Regions from separate parts of the Homo sapiens genome. Here region 2 is linked to region 1. The links are chromatin loops, found by intact Hi-C in ENCODE. Cell type or tissue: PC-9. All regions are shown on one strand. Region 1 overlaps DNAH11 (dynein axonemal heavy chain 11). Region 2 holds the start of LOC107986775 (a long non-coding RNA gene).

Region 1 (4,000 bases):
ATCATACGACTTCCGAAGGTGCCTGCAAATGCATGTGAAGGATGCCTACGGCTCCCAGGAGGTGGGCAGCATGGCAGTGCCAACTCCCTCAGCTGCCTCATTGGTGCCTCTGTACCAGTGCCAGCACTTCCCCTTCCATGGAGCCCCAAATCTGGTCAAGAAGGAGCTACAGTTGTTTGCAGTTTACTCACTTAACATTTAGGGAGTATAGAACTGTCATCAGCTACATGTTATTTATATGTAAAGATATGATCAGAGGAAGTAGAAGCCTATTATTAGGGTACCATATTTTATAATCTGCTAAATTAAAAAGATCCTTTTAAAAGCCACACAAACCAGGGGCTGGGCACAGTGGCTCACGCCTGTAATCCCAGCACTTTGGGAGGCCAGGATGGGCAGATCGCTTGAAGTCAGGAGTTCGAGACCAGCCTGGCCAACATGGTGAAACTCTGTCTCTACTAAAAATATAAAAATTAGCCAGGCATGTTGGAGCATGTCTGTAATCCCAGCTATTTGGGTGGCTGAGGCACGAAAATCGCTTGAATCCGAGAGTTAGAGGTTGCAGTGAGCCAAGATGGTGCCACTGCATTCCAGCCTGGGCAACAGAATGAAACTGTCTCAAAAAATAAAAAATAAAATAGAATAAAAGTCACATAACCCAAATAAGCCTTTTAAGCGTAAGCAAATTCTGCTGAACTATGATGCTGCCCTCCCAACCACGGCATCCTAAAATTCCTAGACCAATTTACATCAACATTTTTAACAAAGAAACTTCTATCTTCTGTAATTGTTGCTCTGAAAGAATGAAAGACATATATTACAGGTATGAGTATGCACATGGTACTCAGACATGCATACTAATTCTATGTAGACAGCTCCACCGAGCTGGAAAAACCAGTCAATATCTAGAAAGGAGAAAAGATGGAGGAACTTTGCCTGTCCTTAGCCTCAGGCAGCTTTCCTTCTTTCCTTGCTTTCTCAGACTACTGCCTCTGGTTCTGACATCATGCCTGCCAGCTGGCATCACTCTGACCGGCAATTTATCAGGTCCTGAAATCTTAAACTCATTTACAGTGGAGGTAGACAGTATATCCAAACGGCCATAAGCATGTGAAAAGATGCTCAATATTACTCCTCAATTGAGGATTGCAAAATTAAAACCACTGTGAGATATCATTACCCTTACAAAATCACAAAAAAGATAGAGCAAGTGGAACTCACACGCACTGCTGGTGGGAAAGTAACTGGTACAGCCACTGGAGAAAACTGATTGGGAATACTATTAAAGCTACACATTATACCCTGTTATCTGGCAATCCCACTTCTGGGTATAGAGAAATGGGTAGTATGAATGGATGCCTTTGGGAGTTACCTTTGCATATTGACTGCAGAAGAATGTTCATGGTTGTGATATTTCTATAAAAGTGAAAAACAAGAAACAACCCAAACATCCATTCACAGTACAATGAAGAATTTTATATTCATATAGAATTCAAAACAAAAATGAACCATTGGTACATGAACAACATGGATGAATCTCACAAATCTAATGCAGAATGAAAGGAGTTAGACATGGATGAATGCGCACTGTATGATTCCATATATTTGGAATCAGGTAAAGCTAATCTGTGATGATAGAGGTAAAGATACTGATTATCTCTGGGGGAGGTGAGGGGTATGTTGACTGATAAGGGGCATGAGTATCCTTCTGGAGTGTTGGAAATGTTATTTTGATCTAGGTGGTGGTTGTATGAGTAAAACCTAGGTAAAAACTTATTGATTTGCACAATTAAGATTAGTAGACTTCAGTACAAGTAAGTTATACTTCAATGAAAAAGAAAAGGAAGGAAAGACCCTCTACCTTTTCTTCTGTAGACTGCCCCAGTTCATCACCACTGAGTGCATTCCTGGGCTGCATCTCCAGCAAAGTTCTGAAGAGAGTGTTGGATGTCACTGTCAGGAATTCTATTTCAGCATTTGGGTGGAGGCCATACAGTGCCGGGCTTTCTGGAGGAAGCATCTCCTCTATGTACTGGTGGTAGCCTGCATAATCTAGGTAGGGTGGGGCAGCAAAACCTGGTGCCAGCATCAGTTCATCTTCAGTCTTGAACCACAAAGGAAAAGTCAGTTATTCCAAATGTAGGTAGGCATCCATTTTCACTTCCTCAACACTTCGAGAAGACCCTGACAAGAAGGCTCCAGCACAATGCTGTCTGGGTAGCAGGCTCCCTAAACTGTTTTATAATCAACAATTTTGCTCTATATGCAACACCAGACTGATCTCTGCGGAAGATCCCAAGGAACACACATTAATCCTATCCCTAAGAAGACTCAGTTTGCAGTGTGCATGGGGCAGTGTGATACATGCACACAAAAGGAATGAGCCATCACAGAGCCTGGGCTACCCTATAACACACTCCCATTCATTGATTCTCCCAACCATCCCCATTTCCCAGAGAGGAAATCAAGACTCTGATGTGAATTTGCTGAGGTAGACATTTGATTTTAATCATAATTCTGAACTCATTTTAGTAGGACTCTGTAGCCTGTACTTCCCCAGGGCACCATACTTTCCACAGTACTGCATCACATCATTTTATATATGATGTGAATTTATATACCTGAATTTTATAATTATAAATAATGATATGTGCATTTAATGAAAAATGTGTGTGTATATAAGTACCATGTATAGGCCATATATACTAAGAGTCAGACCGATCCTACCTTCCCAGGACTTTGAGCTACTCACAGCAAAGTCTGTTGTTTAGGATCCACAGACCCTGAGAGCTCAATACACAGTTACCTACTGAGTGAAAGGCTGGAGAAAGCGGGCTTTTATCGTGCCCATCTACTTCAATAAGGCTGGGGCAAGAGGGTAGACATTCAATTTAGGGGGAAGTTTTGAACAAAGGCAATGTGAATAGCAATAACAAACCCTCTAAACATTAGAATGTAGAACTTCAAAATGTAACAAAAGAATTTATGAGCCTGAGTCTCTGACCAGCCATAAACACAGAGTCAATCAAGTGCTTACAATTTTCTAAGTAACAGTATAATCTCAGATTTATTTTTCCCTGATTGCTCTTTAGTTTCCAGGGACCATTAACCCCTCTGTTTTAATTCTCCCAGTCTCTTGCACCGTAAATCCTGTCTGTATGTGCACTTAAATGTACAGAGGAATGTTATTTTTAAACTATCATCGAATGTAGCTATTTTCTACCTAGATTTTCTGAGTCAGTTTCTGAAATGGGATTTGTCTGTAACTGTGTATGCTACACTGTGGTCCCCTCACTATCACTTGGAGACAAAGTGAATATTCTTTAATTCATTCAGTAATATGTACCCACCACCCAGTACACTACAACAAACCTTAGAAGTATAAGCTCCATATGACCTCGTTATTAAGGAACTCAGAGTCTAAAGAGGACAAAGTAAGTGTGAATTTCCACACAATCATGTGTGTAACAGTGGTTTTCTCTTTCCTTCTTAAACCTGCAATCCAGGTTACTTAGAAAGCCTATGTCCTTAATAAGGATGCTCGACTGCTTTCTGCGAATTCCAAGTGCATTTAAAACATTCGACACAGCATTTTTATTTTTATTTTTATTTTGTACCGGGAGGATTTTCAAGTTATCTAATCCTTCATATTGCCAGAAATGGAAATCTTGACCCGATGAATATGGGAAGGAAGAAGTTGGACTATTTCACCACCAGTATCCATTGGCTTGGCTTTATTTATTCACATTTGTATCATTTCATGTTTATATATAAGAATAATGAAAATTTAAATGTCACCTGGCTCAGGGCGACCAAAATAAAATGGTACAGGAGAGTTAAACTCATTATTATTAGTCTATGATGGATAAAGTAGCCAGAATAAAAATATGGGCAAAATATGAATAAGAAAACCAAAACCTAGAATCCACATATCCCAACTGAACATTATTCCCTAAAACAAGTAGTTGGTCTTCTCTGTTTGTGCTTACTAGGAAATTGA
Region 2 (4,000 bases), 66 kb after region 1:
TTTCATTTGTTTGTTATTTTATTGGAAGACTGCTTTTTAAAAAGAAAATAAAAGAATCTGAGGATTCTTTATCTGAAGCCCTGTTTGGTATTTATTTTCAGATAAAGTCAAACAACTATTACCAAGATGACTGAATGTGAGAATGCTTTATCTGCAAATGCTAAAGATTACACTATTAAGGGAAAAAAAACTTTACTAAATTTAGGAATAGAAAAGCTGTTGCAGATTTGTGGCAATTAAATTTTATTTTGAATTTGGAAATTAGAACAGACTGGAATGCTGAAGTCTATTATAGGAGAGCATGAATGAACTTGAAAATAAATCTATTCTTACCAGCAAAGGAAATAATGAGAGAACTACATAACTCTAGAGTTTATTTAAAATCCATAAGCTAGGCCAGGCGCGGTGGCTCATGCCTGCAATCCCAGCACTTTGGGAGACCGAGGAGGGTGGATCACCTGAGGTCAGGAGTTCAAGACCAGCCTGACCAACATAGTGAAACCCCATCTCTACTAAAAATACAAAAATTAGCCGCGCATGGTGGCGCATGCCTGTAGTTTCAGCTACTTGGGAGGCTGAGGCAGGGGAATTGTTTGAACTTGGGAGGTGGAGGTTGCAGTGAGCCACGATTACACCACGGCACTCCAGCCTGGGCGACAGAGCAAGACTCTGTCTCAAAAAGAAAAAAAAAAATTAAAAAAAAAATCCGTAAGCTTCCAGCTCAAGAAAGTACATTCTACTACAGTGTAGCGTTCAATTTAACATGTTTCTATCTTAAATCTCACCTAAGTCCTCATTTGAATAGATCTACAGTCAACTATAATTGCATGGCGTCAACTCCAAGAACAGAAACATAATAATAGTTAATAAACTGGAAAGCTGCTAACTGAAAGCAATTCTTCTTAATCTTAGCATAACTTTCAGGAAATCTAGTCATTATAAAATAAATAAATATAAAATGCCATCTCCCTCTATTTCTGTAAAAATAAATTTTTTAAATCATATAGTTAATATTTCTATTAGCCAATTTTAAGTTCCTTTCTAGAGCATGCTACTTTAAGACTATTATTAAAATAATAATTGTATGAAAAATACAGAATGAAGTATAAAATATCTTTTAATAATATATGTATATACTCCAAAACAACCGGAAATACATATTGCAGTAAAGTTACTCCAGTCTTTCAAAAATTATAATAATATTTAAATAATATTTTAAAAAATTCAAAAATATTTAGGGGTATTTGAAAGATTAAAGAGAATTTTATGAAGATGCTTCCCAGATCAGCAACTTCTCTAATATGTAAGCCAGTAAATTTGCTTTGGAAAAATTACATGTTGATAAATCTTTCCAGATACATTTGCTGTCGATTGATATAAAATATGTTTTATTTAAAATTAGGATTGTCTGGAGCTTGGTGGATTTAATTATTTGTAATTACCCAGCTGTTGTCGGCCTGTGGCCATTTTATGACAGTGGTATCTACTGTGTGGGCCAGGTTCACCTGTATATCTTCTCAAACACAGATTTAATGTGCTATTGATGAAACCATTACTCGAACCAAATTAAAGTCTGGGCTGATGTATTGGTCCACAGGGAGCTGTCAGACATGAAAGGAGTAATTAGTATTCATTACTTCACACTCCACAACATTCCAATTATTAATGAACTTCAACTTTTGGACTATGCTTTATCTATCACAAACATTTCTCAGACATTCATTATTAGGAATAAACTAATACTGGTTAAACAACAACAACAACAACAACTCCCCCAAACAAATAGAACTAGAATAAACAAAAACACTATTGATAGCCAAAAACTTTCTGAGGGATGTGAGTTTCTCAAAGGAGGATGGTGTTATCCCACCTGAGTTTGAGGACATGATAAAGACATTCCGGGTGAATGTGGCAGCTCAACAGTCCCTGTAGGTTGTTTTCCTGGCTTTCTCTTTTCAATGCTATCTCTTGTCTTTACAATACCAAGGAAAATGTTTGTAAACCCACAGGTTACACAGAGATAGTCACATAGGAAAAAAAAAAAGAGGATAGAGAAATCAAGTAAAATGTTCATTGTTGGAGGTAAACAGGAAGATCCATTATAAAATTTACAAACATGTAGATTAATTTTCAAAAATTTTCTGTTCTTGTTATAACACTGCAAATCAGTAGCTCTATTATTAAATGAATACATAGCAACATTTTCCCCTTAATTTTCTTTTATATTTTCTCCCAACTTTTACTGCATTGAAAAAAGAAACATAATTCCTATTCATACCAATCTAATTTTTATTTTACCATATCTCCTACTTTGCATATGTATGAATACTTTTTAGTTTCTCTCCTTTCTTTTAAAGAGTTAGATGAGGAAATAAGAAAGTCTTTATTTTGTTTTAAAGATACTTCTTATCAGGCAAAAATAATGCAGTAACAAAAATATCAAAATTTATTCAAAATGCTTTTTAAGAAAATGACTTTTATAGATTTATGGGGTACAAGCGCAGCTTTGTCACCTGGATATATTGTGTGGTGGTGAAGTCTGTGCTTTCAATGTAACCATCACCCAAAAAATATACATTGTGCCCATTAGGTTACTTCTTATCCCTCACTCCCCTCCCACGGTCCACCTTTCAGAGTCTCTAATGTCTATTATTCCATCAAAACACTTTTTTTTTTTTTTTTTGGAGACAGAGTCTCACTCCTTCGCCCAGGCTGGAGTGCAGTGGCACCATCTTGGCTCACTGCGAGCTCCACCTCCCAGGTTCATGCCGTTCTCCTGCCTCAGCCTCCCGAGTAGCTGGGACTACAGGCACCCGCTACTACACCCAGCTAATTTTTTGTATTTTTAGTAGAGAAGGGGTTTCACCGTGTTCGCCAGGTTGGTCTCGATCTCCTGACCTCATGATCCACCTGCCTTGGCCTCCCAAACATCAAAGCACTTTTTAAGCATTTGTAACACAACTATTTTGAAAGCTTAGAGTGCCCTCAATTTGTTCATTCAAAAATAAAAGTGGGAAAAAAAAAAAGGAGGCAGGAATAGTTCGTCATAGGAAGAGGTGGCTAATAGTATTAAATGTGGGAAATCTTTTGGATTATAAAAAACAGCAGAAGCATAAAAGTCTCTCTCAGTTCTCTGAAAGACTCCACAATTCTTATATACTACTAGTGAGCATGTACATTTCTAAACACTTTGGAAAACAATTTGGCATTATCTTTTAAAGTTGATTGTGCATAAGTTCTACAACCCAACTATCTCACTATAGAACATAAACACTGAAGAATCTTGCTATGTGTACCTGTAGTTGTATGCATGAATGTGTGTACCTGTAGATGTATACATGAATATTCAGTAATATTCATAGCAGCATCACTCATAATAGCAAAACATCTAAAAATAACCAAAATGGCCTTCAATAAGAACGCTAAATAAATTGAGGAATAGTCAGTCATATCATTGAATATCACAGTAATAGACCCGGTGTGGTGGCTCATGCCTGTAATCTCAGCACTTTAGGAAGCCAAGGTGGGCAGATCATTTAAGGTCAGGAGTTCGAGACCAGCCTGGTCAACATGGCGAAACCTGTTTCTACTAAAAATAAAAAAATTAGCCAGGCCTGGTGGCAGGCGCCTGTAATTCCAGCTACTCGGGAGGCTGAGGCAGGAGAATCACTTGAACCTGGGAGGTGGAGGTTGCAATGAGCCAAGATCCCGCCACTGCACTCCAGCCTGGATGACAGAGCAAGACTCTGTTTCAAAAACAATATTATAGTAACGAATTTGCAAGAACTAGAGCCAGAAGGAGCAATGTAGATTAAATCTTAGAAACATATGATTGAGGGAAAAAATCAAGTCCTTTTAAACTATATACACCATAATGGTATTTTTATAAAGCTCCAAAAGAATATGTTGTTTCAGAATACACACACGTGTTAAAACATTATTTTAAATAAAACAATGAAGTGATAAGCAACATTCAGAATCTTCACCTTCCTATGTCTTT

What was found. Hi-C counts contacts between places; a loop is a spot of excess contacts. Peaks named below come from ENCODE experiments on the same cell type or tissue, not always from the same donor. Only the 100,000 strongest peaks of a DNase experiment are listed, where the experiment ranks them.
Region 2: it touches region 1 in a loop (8-fold over the local background); 2 of 110 quality-filtered maps call a loop at or near these places.

Annotation. Positions count from the first base shown.
Region 1 is chr7:21,890,529-21,894,528 of GRCh38, reverse strand. DNAH11 (dynein axonemal heavy chain 11) reads right to left here. Exons shown (of 82, transcript NM_001277115.2): 77 at 1,862-2,104. Among named protein-coding and RNA genes, the nearest start is that of CDCA7L, 53 kb to the left of the region's middle. In PC-9, no CTCF peak of the experiment used is centred here; no DNase peak of the experiment used is centred here.
Region 2 is chr7:21,824,643-21,828,642 of GRCh38, reverse strand. The region is part of intron 65 of DNAH11 (dynein axonemal heavy chain 11); the gene reads right to left. LOC107986775 (a long non-coding RNA gene) reads right to left here and starts at 2,432. Exons shown (of 2, transcript XR_001745115.2): 1 at 1,871-2,432; 2 at 1,100-1,601. In PC-9, no CTCF peak of the experiment used is centred here; no DNase peak of the experiment used is centred here.